Regions from separate parts of the Mus musculus genome. Here region 2 is linked to region 1. Evidence: chromatin contacts called from ENCODE Hi-C or POLR2A ChIA-PET data. All regions are on one chromosome and are shown on one strand. The core of a region is the stretch at or near the end of the contact, and the rest is flanking DNA. Distances in the headings are between cores, read along the strand shown. Region 1 holds the start of 4930429F24Rik (RIKEN cDNA 4930429F24 gene). Region 2 holds the start of Myo6 (myosin VI).

The links. A loop is a pair of places that touch in the nucleus more often than their neighbours do. ChIA-PET counts read pairs that join two places held with the same protein, here RNA polymerase II (POLR2A).
Region 2: a loop to region 1 is called in a map of heart, with 2.2 times the contacts of the local background. The contact joins the promoter of Myo6 here to the promoter of 4930429F24Rik in region 1. A Hi-C loop is called at or near these places in 1 of 37 maps with a recorded cell type or tissue (heart). POLR2A ChIA-PET finds 5 or more read pairs at or near these places in 1 of 5 experiments (Patski).

Annotation. Positions count from the first base shown.
Region 1 is chr9:79,791,423-79,798,936 of GRCm38, forward strand. It overlaps 4930429F24Rik (RIKEN cDNA 4930429F24 gene), which reads left to right and starts at 2,219. Exons shown (of 3, transcript NR_040734.1): 1 at 2,219-2,443; 2 at 4,318-4,463. It overlaps Tmem30a (transmembrane protein 30A), which reads right to left and starts at 2,008. Exons shown (of 7, transcript NM_133718.4): 1 at 1,552-2,008. The coding sequence starts at 1,788.
Region 2 is chr9:80,163,166-80,169,876 of GRCm38, forward strand. Myo6 (myosin VI) reads left to right here and starts at 1,869. Exons shown (of 33, transcript NM_001039546.2): 1 at 1,869-2,064.

The sequences.
Region 1 (7,514 bases), core at 969-3,468:
TTTATTTTAGAGATGAAGAAACTAACCTTCAGAGAAAGTAAGTCAATTACCCCCCCTGAAATCTAATTAAAGCTGCAGAGCTCAGGGTTTAGGTATGACAGGGAACAGAAGTGTTTTACATCCGAGAAGTTTTTTTTTTTTTTTTTAAAACATTCTGTACGTTTGTATAGTTTTCTCCAGTTGAGCATACCTAATCTCAAACTCTACAATCCAAAATATTCTAAAATCAAAACTTTTCTCCTGCCCAACCTGTTTGGCCCAGAGCTTCATTTACATTTTGGAGCATTTTGGGCTACCTTTGAGTATATCACAAGGCTAAAACCACGAAGATAAAATATATACCAAAAACATACGCTGTGAGCTTGCTCTAGTCAAAATAAAATTTAATAAAAGATTTTTAAAATACACTCTAGATACTATTCTTACTGTCATTAATACTGAAGCACTGTGCAGTTAAAATATATATATATATGTGTGTGTGTGTGTATGTATGTATATATATATATATATATATATATATATATATAAACCAGCTTACTTTAGTAAACTGAACAAAGTCACCAAAGTCCCTAGCTAAAATGACTGGGGACGTCCAATTAAATGTAGTATTTATTTTTAAATTAAGTACACAAAAATATATCTTTACAACAGAAGAAAGCAAGGTTACTCAACATCGATCTTGCCAGTTCAAACAGATGAAAACTCCCTTAATTTGATGGAGGACTTGTGGACGTCCAATACTGTCCGCCACACAGTACTCACATCCTGCTATAAACCCATCTTTACTGATGCGGACGGATAAAAATGCAGTGATTACTGCACCAACACAAATCAAAATGTTTCCCTCAGTAGAGTGTTTCTATCACATCTAAGTAGGATATTCCAAAAAAAAAAAAGTAATGCCAGTGAAATCGTTTATAGCTAGTTTCCAACTTATTTCGTGTGGAATCATTGATATGCATATTTTAAAAATCAAGCAGGAGGAATTAGGACCACTGTGGGGCATAATTAGAAATGAATACCGCCTAAAAACAAACCAGAACTGAAGTTTCATGCCTTTAACTATATCGTGGCCAACAACTAAAAATATCTAATTAGCTCAAAATCAAAGTTACTTGTGTGCGCTCTGTATGACTTAATTTCTTCACAGAAGAATCAATACCTTTATTGACTCCGGGTCCTACACCCAACCAATTTGTTAATCTCTGTGTCCCAGAATAACCCCCGCCCAAATAACAACAGTCTGCCCCTGTGAGTTGCCTCAGAGTTAAACACGTAAATCTAACTCTTTTTCCTCTTATCTCCTCCTAAAAGACATTCACTCTACCTCTCGGAAACCCACGCAAAGCGCCTCCAAAAAAAGTCTCGTCCACCCGACATTCTAGCTGTATTCATTCCATTTCCAGCCAGGTAAACCGAGAGCCAAAGGAAGCGAGCCCACAAAACTGCAAACTCAGAAAAGCCACAGAAGAAACCGAGAAGGCACCAGAGGGCGGGGCCCGCCTGTCACCTTCTGGGAGCCGGGGGATCACTGCCACGCCCCTCCCTCACCTCGATCTCACGGATGTTGTTGGAGGTGACGAAGATGCCGATGCCGATGGGGATGAAGATGAGGCCGATGATGAAGAAGGTGGGCAGCACCGTGCCGGCCGTGAGGATGGGCTGCCAGGCGGGTAGCCGTTGCTGTTTGAAGGCCGTGTTATCCGGCCTCCGGGTCTTGGCGGCGCCCCCGGGAGGACCCGCGGGCCCGCCGTCCACCTCATCCTTCGCGCTATAGTTCATCGCCATCGGCCCCCGGGCTTCGGCTCGGCCACGTCCAGCTGGGCCGCCCAGGGGACTTGCGTGCCGCCGACCCTGACAGGAGACGCGCAGTCACCGCTGCCGCTACCGCCTCCGCCACCCGCGCCGCCACCGGGGAGGCGGAAGAGGCGGGACACGCTTCTGCGGCCGGCCGCTGACCGGAAGCGGGCGTCTTTAGGAGACGCCCCAGGGAGGGAGAGAGAGGAAATGGGGAGATGATTGAGGGACGAGGGGAGGGGAGGGGGAGGAGGATGGAAGGGGGAGGAAAAAGACGGACGCACCCTGATCATCTGCCCTGTGACGACAAAGTGAGGGCTTTAGGCCGGGCGCGCGGCTACGTGAGCGCATGCGCGGCCCGGAGCGACGTCTGCGCACTAGGACGGTAGCGTCTTCGCTTCCCCGGGAGGACGCTTCTGTTGGCGCACACTTCCTGTTGTGGTTATCATGGAGACTTCTGGAGCCGTCAGGTCGGACTCGGTGACCTGGGCTACCTGTAATTTCGGCGCCGGGTTGACTTTTCTTATGACGCCTACGCCTCTTCTGAAGGGAGTTGTAGCGTCCTGGAGTCCACATGTTTAAAAGGATGCAGATCCCTATTGAATTTTAACTCGCCACTCAGTGTGCCTCTATGAATTTAAGTGAGGTATAACATGCGACCCATTTGATATAATAATAATAATAATGATGATGATGATGATGATGCAACCTAGTTTAGCCCTAATCCCTCGCTTCTGATCGATTTTCATTTATTTTTCTGTCTACTTCACATTGGTTTGGGAAGGTTATTGTAAAACATGACAGTGATTCTTTTTTTTTAAACTTGGTAATCAAAAACCAGAACATAATACCACTTGTTTAAAAAGGGGTATTAGTTTTAACCTGCCAAGGAAATTCTCGTTGAGACTATGTGTAATGTCAGCCCTTGAAAGGTAAAGGCAGAGTAATTGAAATTACAAGGCCAGTCTGAGCTACTTAAGAGGCCAGCAGGAAATCCATAGAGAACCTGTCTCAATAAATAAACAATAATTAGTAACTCAAAGACACCAAAGCAGTACAGAGAATACAAAGTGTAGAATTCAACTATAAAGCGTAAGATGCTAACCTCCATTGATTGACTGTAGGCAGGATTTTTTCTTTTCTATATTTTACAAATTTTCTTTTATAAGTGTGTAATTTTGCAAATTTACAAAAAAAATGATTATATAGCATCTACATTTTGAAATTGTGTTTGAAATCCAGACTATCTGACAGTACCTACTTTTAAAAAGTCTTTGTCTACAGTTTTGACTTGCTCCAGTATGTTCTTCTGTGATCTTGGATTTCCCGGCCCCGGGTTTTCCAGACAGGGTTTCTCTGTGTAGACCAGGCTCCCCTCAAACTTGTATAAATCCTCTTGCCTCCTGGGTGTTGTAATTAAAGGCCTGGGCCACCACAGCCTAGCTGATCTCAAATTCTTAAGGCCTCTAGAATCCTTAGGTTTGTATCTTGCTTTAGCAGCCTAAGTTTACCTTCAACCCCATTCAAATGGAAAAGAGTCTGTCATAGAGAGGCTTAGCCTGTTGTCTTAAACGTTCTGTTGGGTAAAATGTTCATCACAGTGTTGGGGATAATCATGGAGTCCTTTTTCTTTCTTTTTCCCCACTCCTGTTTAGATTATCACAGTTAGATGTGTTAGTTCCTTTATTTCTACTCTAGAACTCGGTTTAAATAGTGCTACAACTGAACCTTCAACATACAATTGAAAATATTCAGGGGAAAAAATTGCTTCTGAGCTAGTAAACACGGAGACAATTTCTCATCATTATCTTTTAAGTGGTTATTTCCATTGTACTAAGCAGTATAAATAATATAATCAGGAGACAGTTTGAAGGGTGTGGGGGAGATACATAGGTCATTTACAAGAGCTGCATTTTGTATAAGAGATTTGAGCACCTGAGGTTGTATCCACAAGTTTCTGGGACCTCTCCAGGATGCTGCAAGACACCTTAGTTTGCTTTAAAGCTTTGTTGCTGTTGTTGCAGGAGCAGTGATCTGATGGTTCTTGGTGTGCTTACCTACTTCCTGTTTCCTTTGGTTTGCTCAGAGCAAAGATTAACTGTCTCAGTTTTACTAAAAACTTCACTGGGGACTGGGTGATGATTACACACATTTCCTCCCAGCACTCCAGAGGCGGAGGCAGACAGATTTCTGTGAATTCAAGGCCAGTCTGGTCTATGTGAATTCCAGGACAGCCAGAGCTACACAATAAGTCCTTGTCTCAAAAGGTATCCTTTTTGTTTGTTTGTTTATTTGTTTTTGTTTTTGTTTTTCGAGACAGGTTTTCTCTGTGTAGCCCTGGCTGTCCTGGAACTTACTCTGTAGACCAGGCTGGCCTCGAACTCAGAAATCTGCCTGCCTCTGCCTCCTGAGTGCTGGGATTAAAGGTGTGCACCACCACACCCAGCCTTGTGTGACATTTCTTAATGCTATCAGATCAATAATCTGAAATGTATGTTTCATATAGTTTTCATTTTTTAGTTCAGTTACTACATTATGCCACTATGTCAGAAAGGAAGAAGAAGGAGAAGGAGAAGGAGAAGAAGAAGAACTTTGATAAATTAAGGAATGGAGAAAAGAAACCTAAAACAGTTGTTTTACTATTTGGCCAAAGTTCACACAGGTTTGTATGTCAGGCTCCTTCAGTACCTCAAGCTGCTTTAGTTCTCTATCATCTAAGCATACCCAAGGGTTTGTTTGAGTCTACAGCTTAATATTGCCTAGGAAAGTTAAACCTGAGAGCCACAGTTCTTAGAACATACCCTCACCCAAGACGTAGTTTCTTTGTGTAGCCCTGGCTGTCCTGAAACTCTGTGGATCAGGCTCTAAAAATTCAGAGATTAATCTGCCTCAATCTCCTGAGTTCTGGGATTAAGATGTGCTGAGAGAAAGTCCTTAATAATTTGAATACTTTTCAGTATCCTTTTGTTCCACTCCCATTCAGTTAGAGACTTCAGTGGAATAATATTTAAGGCACACCTAATGATTTTTAGAAGGGCCATGTAGACTTTGTGTGATACATTTAGTCTCCTAAATTATTTATTACACCAGAGAGTCATCTAAACTGGGTTTTAAAACTAAAAAAATTAAACATTAATCTTTTGTTAGCCAAGTGGTGGTAGCCTATGTCTTTCAGGATAGCCAGGACTACACAGAAAAACCCTGCCTGGAAAAATAAAAACAAAAAACAAGCAAACCTCCTCGGTAGCTGGTCATGATGATGCACACTCAAAAATCCAGCACTTGAGAGGCAGGGGCAGGAAACCAACGTCAGCCTGACTGCATGGAATCTTGACTTAAAAATAAGAACAAAAACAAACAAAAGAAACCCTTTCCCTGGTTTTCCCGTAGAGTGCTTATTAACTCTTAAAGTTGAACATTTAAGAGACCTTTCATCCTCACACTGAGTGAGAGTTCGTCTGATTGGCCTGAAGTCACTGCTGTTGCGGGCTCTTGTGTAACCAGTCAACAATCAGAAGTACTAGTCAAACAAGATATTTCAAGGAAGGACAATGACACCAACTTCCAGAAATTCGAGGAGACAGCCTACTAACTTAGTTTTAAGAATAAGGTTTCATTTCTCTAAATGAAAGAATATACCCCCAGTGGGACCTCAGAATCCACATCTTCTGTTGCTTAGGGTCTCTCAGTTAATTATATCCCCAAGGGCTCATCAATTATAGATAAAAGCTTAGCCTCAAAAATAGTGCCATCTCTAGGTTGACAGCCAGCTGACATCTGTTACAGGCATAACAGAGAAATTAATTATTTAAAGGAGAGTGGGATGGGAAAAGAAAGAGGCTTAGCTTATTCTATGAAAATCATAGGGGCAGAAAAAAATCATACCTTTAAAAATGTTCTCTCACGGCAGACCAGTTTTTGACGTAAACTTAACATTTTTTCCATTTTGATATGTTTTAGATTGTTAGACGTCCTAACAGTGGGAAGTATATATTTTTTTGGTTGAGTTACTGTTTCCTCTGAAATTATTTTAAAATAACTCCTAATTCATCTGAGCTCAAGGGGACCTCCACCTACCTCCACCCCTGCCCTTACCATCTAGTACTGAAAGATACCTACTTCCATCTATCTGTCTTACTAGATAGAGCTCAAGACCAGAGACTTTTCTTCATTTCTAAAGGTCCAACACTTGGCAAAAGGCTTAGGACATAAAACAGAGTCAATCTGGAGTTTACCTGGTGACTCTCAGTGGATTCACATTTTGGTGGAAGAGACCACTTGGCAACCAACCATGGAAACCGTGAGGTCTTTGCTCTATGAGTCTACAGGGGTTGTATGAGGCCCTTCTATGATGTCAAACACTAAGCTGTAGGGAAGAGAGTCCCCATTCAAGAGAAAATAGAATGCTAACCAAAGGAGACTTATGCTACATGCATTAACACTCTACATTACCCTGGGTGACCAAGTTGTTCTTAAGCATGGGTGTAGCAGGTTATATCACCATAGCAACAAATGTCTCCAGTGCTTTGAATTTGGGTGAGAATTGTTAACTGTGGTGGTTTGAGTGAGAAGACCCCCATGGGCTCATATATATTGGATGCTTGGTAACCAGGAAGTGGAACTGTTGGAAAATATTAGGAAGCGTGGCCTCCTTGGAGTAGCTGTGGGACTGGAGGAGGTATGTCACTGGAAGAAGCCCTTGAGATTTCAAAAGCCGACACCAGGCCCAGTCCTTCATGCAGATCAGGATGTAACTCTTAGCTACTCCTCCAGCCTGGCTGCATGTGGCTGCCATATACCTGCTTTCATTTGGAAGAGTTGTCGTGGTCATGGTGCCTTGTAACAGCATAAGAACAGTAATATATACATTAACTTATATAGTTCATTTGTCCTACTCCTGCTGGGATCAGTGTTCCATGTGAACCCTAATGCCTGGCCCCTTTGAATGAGCACAGTCTGGAAGCCCGCCTGCCGTGGGCCTCTGGTCCTTACAGACAACATATCTTCCTTTAGAATCAGTGGTCTAGATCTAAAACTTTTCATGGGCACACATTTCTGGTAAGAAAGCACTGAATACACTCACCAGGATCCTTTAGTGAAGAAGACATAGAACCCATTGTCTAAGGTGCTCATACTCAAAGAGCCATTTTGAGAGTTAAAAGCAGGTCACTGGTTGCCTATAAAGCACATGGGACTTGAGTTAATATATGGCTTCCTGCAAAAGACATGTAAGAACCATTTATAAAGAGCAAAAAGAGAGGGAAAGGGGGTTGGGGAAGAGATCTAAAAATTGGGAAGATCAGGAACTTGAATGAAGGGGAGGTCAGGCCTCATCTTAGCAGGGATTGCCATTTCAAGACATTATCCAAAGTGTGGTGTGAGGCTCAGTGATGGAATACTTGCTAAACATGTATGAGACCCAGGTTCAACCTCTAACACATTTTAAAAAAAATGTATCCAGTATCTTGCTTGTGGAGCTGGTGGAGCCCTGTGCTCAATTTCTTGAATTCACAGCAATGAGTATGTAAGCCTTTTAAGAAGTGTATAAACGGGACATAAGTTTTTACAGCAGTACCAGTTGCTATAGCTTCAATCTGTAATGTCCCTCAAAGTCCAATGTATTGAAGGCCAGATCCTAGTTCATGGTGTTACTCGGGTGGGGAAGGGGGAGTAGTAAAACCATAAAAGATGGAGCCTAGAGAGGACGTTCTAGCAAT
Region 2 (6,711 bases), core at 619-3,118, 370 kb after region 1:
TCTAACTTGCATGAAGTTTTGCCAAACAAAACAAAACAAACCCACATAAAACAAAGCAAAACAGATAAAAAACCTAACCAACACAAGCATCTTCTTCAGTCTTTCATCCTCTTATTTTTTGTAGTGGGGTCTCAGTGAGTCCAGAGCTCTCCTTTTCTGCTAGAATGGCTGGCCAGGGTGAGCCAATGGTGAGCCAAGGGTTCTGCTTGCCCTCTATCCCCCTCTCTCACCTTAGTACTGGAATTTGAGAAATAAGTCTGCCCCTGGTTTTAGTTTATTTTACAATCTTTGATATAGTTGAGATTTTTCTTTTGGCAATCTTGGAGCTACATTTCTGTGGTTGCTGTAAATTACTTCCTTTCTTGGTTTTCCTTCCTCTTTTTTAGTTTCCCTAATTTTACTTACTGTCTTACGAATTTGAAATGTGTTCAGTGGAAGGTAGCTTTTTCATCAAGTCATTTGGGTCGTCTCTGAATGCCTGACCCTTCCCTTACCATTTTTTTGTGGTGATATGGATTGAACCCAGGGCCTCACATGCTAGGCAAGTATTCTACCGTGGACTTAGTTATAGCCCATCTCTCTCTGAAACAGGATATTACTAACTGACCATGCTGGTCTTGAACATGCAGCTTCCCGAGTAGCTAGAATTACAAGCACGAGGCACCAGGTCCAGTTTGAATTCCTGAAACCTGTCTTCTCTGGGAATCTTCTAGACAGAGCCCAGTGGTCAGAGTACAATATGAGGAGTTGTTTCTCTCCTTGAAACATGCTGGGCTTCAGGATGGGCTGCAAGAACCCTCACTGGCTGAACTATCTTGCCAGCCCCTTATTTTGTTTTCATATTAACCTCTTTTTTCTAGTAAAGGAGATGTTTGCTCTCAAATTTGCATAGGAATGTAATATTTAATTTAAAAAGATGACCCACATATGACCTTATAAGGACAGTAAAATTAAACAACCGGAAAGATAAAGCGGGCCAGTTGGCTCAGTTCTATAAAACCAGCCCACAAGGATTGTCACTATTCTTAGGCTTGCGCGGGCTACATGATGAGTTCCAGGACTGCCTGGTTACAGACCGAGACTCTCTCAAGAGTCCAGATAAACAACAACAAAGGGGGCGAGGTGGAAATACAGGGGCTGTAAGAAGTAAATATGATATCTGCATGGGAGGCTAGCCAGAGAAGAAAAAATTTTCTTCCGTGGTTCAATCCTCCAAGGGCTGAACAGGAAGTTGACGCAGGCAGGTGAGGAGCACGAGCCTAGATGGGCTGCGGTGCCACCCTTAATCCCCACAAGCGAGTTCCTCCGCAATTCGCCTGTCCCACTCTCAACTTTTCTTCAACTGACTCTTTGCTGTGGTCCCTCGCTGTGGCAGTGGAAACAACTACCACTGCGAGGTAGGGAATGTCATGAGGGGCTACCTGCAGCCCTTGGCTTGCAGGGATGCAGGGATGCGGTCGGAACCTGAGGCCCCGCCCTTCTCTTGCCCCACGCCATTAGGCCACGCCCCTACCCAGCACTCCTTCAACCACCCCCTTCCCCGGCGCCTCATGAGGTCCCGCCCCTCTCAACCCTAGCTCTTGAGGCCTCCCCTTCACAGCCGCCCCGGCGTTCCTTGACTTGAGGCCACGTCCCTCTGCTCCTTCATTCCCAAGACCCTACGCTTTGCGAGTCCTCCCTGTCCTGCTGCCTAGGACCCCGCCCCTCTCAGCCCTTCTGCCCCAAGACCCCGCCCCTTAGGCTGTTCCCGCCCACTGGCCAATGAAGACCCGCCCTTTCTTTAGCCGCCCCGCCCCGGTCCCACAAAATCCCGCCTCCGGCCCCGCCTCCCGCCCCCTTGGGCGCTCCGTAGCAGTGACGTGCGCAGGCTGGGCACTCTGCAGGGCTCTCTGGCCGGCGGGTGGAGACCGATCCGGGATCTGTCCCAGCAGGAAGCGTATCCCGGCCGCCGTCGTGCTGTCGTCTCCGGTGCTCGCTCTCGGCCGCGGTGTCGCGCTTGCCCTTCGCGCCCGCAGCCCGGCAGCCTCTCCACGGCCGCGACCCCTCGCGCACCTGCCTCGCCGGGTGAGTGTGGGCGCCTGCCCGCCTGCCTGTCCTCACCGCCTTGGCCTCTGCTCTGCCCGGCGCGGACTGGAGCTCTGGCTTCCCCTTCCCGGGCCAGCGGGGCTCCTGTCACCTGACGAGTCCCACCCGACACTGCAAGATAGTTTTATTTTCTCCTTTCGAAACACAGTGAAAAAGCTACACAGTCTAGTTTGTTGTCAGAGTAAAGATCAATTGATACCATTAATAATTTAGCTGTGTCGAAGAAGACCATGGTAGCATACTATAAAGCTGGAATTTTAGTTCCTAAGCGTTCTAGTATTTTGAGTGTGAGTTTTACGGATGTGTTGCTGAAAATAACTTTGTTATTTAATTCCAAATCGTCTTAAACTAATTAAAACGTGCTAGCTGTGGATTGTATTTTAAAATAGGAAATAATTTGATAAGGCCATTCTTAGATAATCTATGTCAGGAACTTTTACACAAAGATACATTTTATCCGGCATAAAGTATGTAGGGCAGAGCTGTTTAAATCCCAATGTGGAGATACTGCTGGAGCGCTACACAAACGCTGCTCCGATTTCATATGTGTTGAATAAAACTTTAGTTTGCTCTCGTGTTACAGTTGCAGGATTTTCGAATATAGTTAGTCAGCTTGAGACTTTTAACAGCCTTTGAGGCTCGGCTGTAACACCATAAAATCTGAGTCTTGAGCTTGGTGGTGGTCATGGTCCAAAGGTTGGCTGCGGAACAGCAGCATTTCTGTACAAATTAACTCGACTTCAAGACATCTTGGCTTGTGGTTTTCCAACTGGGAAATGTTTAGTGAAAAAAAAATTACCTTAGTGCTCTCTAGCATTAATTTTAGAAATGGCCACAAATGCTACAAGGGGGACAGAGGAAGCCCAGAAACAATGTAGTTCTTCAGAACAGCTCATTGACTTTTAAATGTCTGCCCATTTTCTGTGTTTGCAGTTGCACAGGAGTAAACAGGCACAGTGATAAATAGAAGTCATTTTAGTCTGATGCTCGTCGGCCTGTAGTGTTTTTATTTCGTGTGTGTGATCTGTTACCCATTTTTTTCCCTCTTCCTTTCAAGTTTTGTATTTGTTTTCAAAAGTTACTTGTAAAAGGCAGGGACAGAATACAACCCTTAAGAAAAGAGTATTGCGATTATACAGTTAAAAAGCCGTGGAGTATAGATTTTACATATGGTCTTTAGTACCTAGACACATGAGCAAGAAAAAGTGAACAACTATGATTTTTCATAGAAGCTACAACATATTAAAAACAAAGATGCAAATTATAGTCCATGGGACTTGTCCGAAAGGGATTTTCCCTTGTTTACACGATCAAATTTTAAAATAACAGTGGCCAGGAAATCGGAGAGAAGCCGAAGGCTCCTCGCTCATCCTGTTGTGACTTTGCCTGGCGTCTGTGGTGGATCACTTATTGTTTAGACAACTGGACTGTATCTGGGTTTTGAAAGGCCTTTAGATGGTTTTAAAGATTTCCACCATGCAAGGTCTGAATAAATCCATAAGAACTCCACATAAAAAACCATTCTCTAGTTTTTAACTTTCTCTTGGTATTCAAAACTCCACTTAGGGTACAGGATTGGGAGTGTAACTCAGTGGGTAAAGACCTTGCCTTGTGTGTGTGTGTGCGCGCGCGTGTGTGTGTGTGTGTGTGTGTGTGTGTGTGTGTGTGTGTGTGAGGCCCTGGGTACTGGAGTTTCATTTATATTATTATATATATTATATTAGAACATCTTATTTAAACATTGCAATTTGAAAAACACATTGCAATTTGAATAAATCTCACACAGTATAATGGTGATTCCCAGAAAGAGATACTTTGTTAACAGTTTATGAGCTGGCGATTTAGTAGTGATGTGACACACAAAAAAAACCCCTAAAGGTTTGATTTACAAAATAATATTCCAGGTTGACAGCCTTTCCTTTTATAGAGGAGAAAACAGAGGCTCAGAGAATGAATACTTGCTTGTAGCTTTGGAGGGGCAAAGTCCAGACTCTGAGTACACATGGAAGTCTCTGACAACAAAGCCTCTCTCCTCCTTTGCCCAGAAGTTGTCTTGATTTCGGTTTACTTGGTGAACTATTGAGAGCCCTTTGTAGGCCTGATCTGGAGATTAGGAGTCGGTACCCTAGGTAAACTGTGATAGGCCATGCATGGAGTCTAGAACGAACTGAGAATTCTGTCTTCTTTCTCAAGGCCTTGAGCAGTGACCCAATGCTTTGGCATCACGTCTGGAGTGGTTCCAGCATGTATTAAGTATTATGTGCTTTTCATTTTGATGGGTTTATAGGAATTAACACTGCAATCTAATCCTGGATTGATTTCATTGTAGCTGAGCAGTATATGATGTTTCTGGTCAGGATGGAACTTTGGTTTTTGTCCTTCAAATGAGCTAGATTGTTGCTCTTTAATACAGTAGCTGTCTTTTAAATGTTATTCAATTAGCTTTAACCTTAGGAGGGAAACATGCTTCAAGATTAAGATATCTAGGCCTGGGAGATGCTTAGCAGGTAAAAACACTTGTCTGGAACCCTGATGACCTTAGTTGGATACCTGGGTCTCAAGGAAACAACTTCTGTGAATTTGTCCTCTGACTACCCCACATAGGCCTTGGCATATAGCTATGAACAAATAGTTGTGCTTTAAGAAATAAAAAATAGTGGTGGTGGCGCACGCCTTTAATCCCAGCCCTTGGGAGGCAGAGGCAGGCTGATTTCTGAGTTCGAGGTCAGCCTGGTCTACAGAGTGAGTTCCAGGGCTATACAGAGAAACCCTGTCTCGAAAAAAAAAAAAAAAAAAAAGATTAAGACATCCGCCTACCTCTACCTCTTGAGTGCCAGAGCTTGCAGCTCTGCCCTTGCGTATGCAGTACAGGGAATGAAACCTGGTTCTGTGCTAGGTAGGCAGTTCATCAGGGGAACTATATCTTTAGCCTAGGACAGTTTGTTTGTTTGTTTGTTTATTGTGTGTATATAACTTGTGTGTGACCACACATGGCATATCTGTGAAAGTCAGAGGACAGTTTTGTGGAGTCAATTTTTGCCAAACTCAGGTCATCCTGTTGGCCTGGCAAGTGATTTTTTGTTTTGTTTTCAATCTGCTGAGCCATCTTGCTACCCCCCCCCCTCCCTGCTTTTTTGGGATAGGGTCTCACTATGTAGTGCAACCCTGACTGGTCCAGAACTCACAACCTGGCTGTCCTCTAACCCACAGGGTTACATTTACTTCTGTCTCTTGAGTGCTGGAATTAAAGGCATATACTACCACACCCAGCTTATACAGTGTGTTTTAATCAAAATGGTTCATGGCTTCTCAAAGAAAATTTACTTTATTAATTATTTACTTGTGTGTGTGTGTGTGCACATATGCATGTGTGCACATAAATATGAATGCCTGAAGAGGCCAGAAAAGGGTACCACACCCCATTTATCTTGAGCTATGGTTGGTTGTGAGCTGCTTGACTTGGGTGCTGGGAACCAAACTTGGGTCTTCTAGAAGAACAAGTGCTCTTAACCTGTGAGCTATCTCTCTAGCTCTCTCCTCTCTAGTGCTCTCTCTCTCTCTCTCTCTCTGTATATATATATATATATATGTGTGTGTGTGTGTGTGTGTGTGTGTGTGTGTGTGTATAAACTCAAGCTTCATGAGTATCCCTGAGCTGTAATTCACCTAATGGAATGAAATGGCAGAGCCCTTTTGGATAGATGTGTAGAAAAACACAGGGAAGGCTGAGCAGGGCCCACCTGGATAGGGATTTTTCTTATTGGAACTGCTAAGAGTTTGTATCCAAGGCTATTCATATTCTAATGTAAGTGAATAAAAAACCATCCAATGACTTAAATATGAATCATTAGCATTTGACTGTAACATGCTTTGTTTTTTCTTTCGGGAAGAGGTGAGAGTACAGATAATTGACAACTGATCCTAGTTAAATGACTTAAAAGTTCTGTTTTTTGAGGCTTTAGGTAATGTTTAGAAGTACCGAGATTTTTTGTGTTTACAGTAATATGCTTTTATTTGTTAGTTTTTTTTTAGTGGGCTGATGACCTTAAAGCATAAATATTAGTAAGCAATAACATAAAATTTTGAGAAATCACCACAAATCCACCAAAATTTTCTTTGTGAGTACTGAAGCCTAGGAAATAAAACCCAAAGCACAGCTGGGCGGTGGTGGCGCACACCTTTAATCCCAGCACTCGGGAGGCAGAGGCAGGCGGGTTTCTGAGTTCAAGGCCAGCCTGGTCTACAGAGTGAGTTCCAGGACAGCCAGGGCTACACAGAGAAACCCTGTCTCGAAAACAAACAACAACAACAAACCCCAAAGAATCCAACAACAAACAAAACAAAACAGAAACCCAAAGCGCAACTCTGGCATGTTTAGAAGTCTCGCTGGTGTTAAAAAGAGAGGAGATAATTGGCTGTGCAGAAGGCATGCGTCTGGTGAAACCAAAACACCGAAGCACATTCCTTCAGTGTATATTCATGCAGGGCGAACACGAGCACTCATGCTGACTAATGTGACCAGGGAAGCTCCCGGCAAAAACACAGGCATCTTTTGTGTGTGTGTGTTACATCACTTGTTATTGTGTTTGAAAGTACCCAGTGGTTGGAGAGATGGTTCATCAGTTA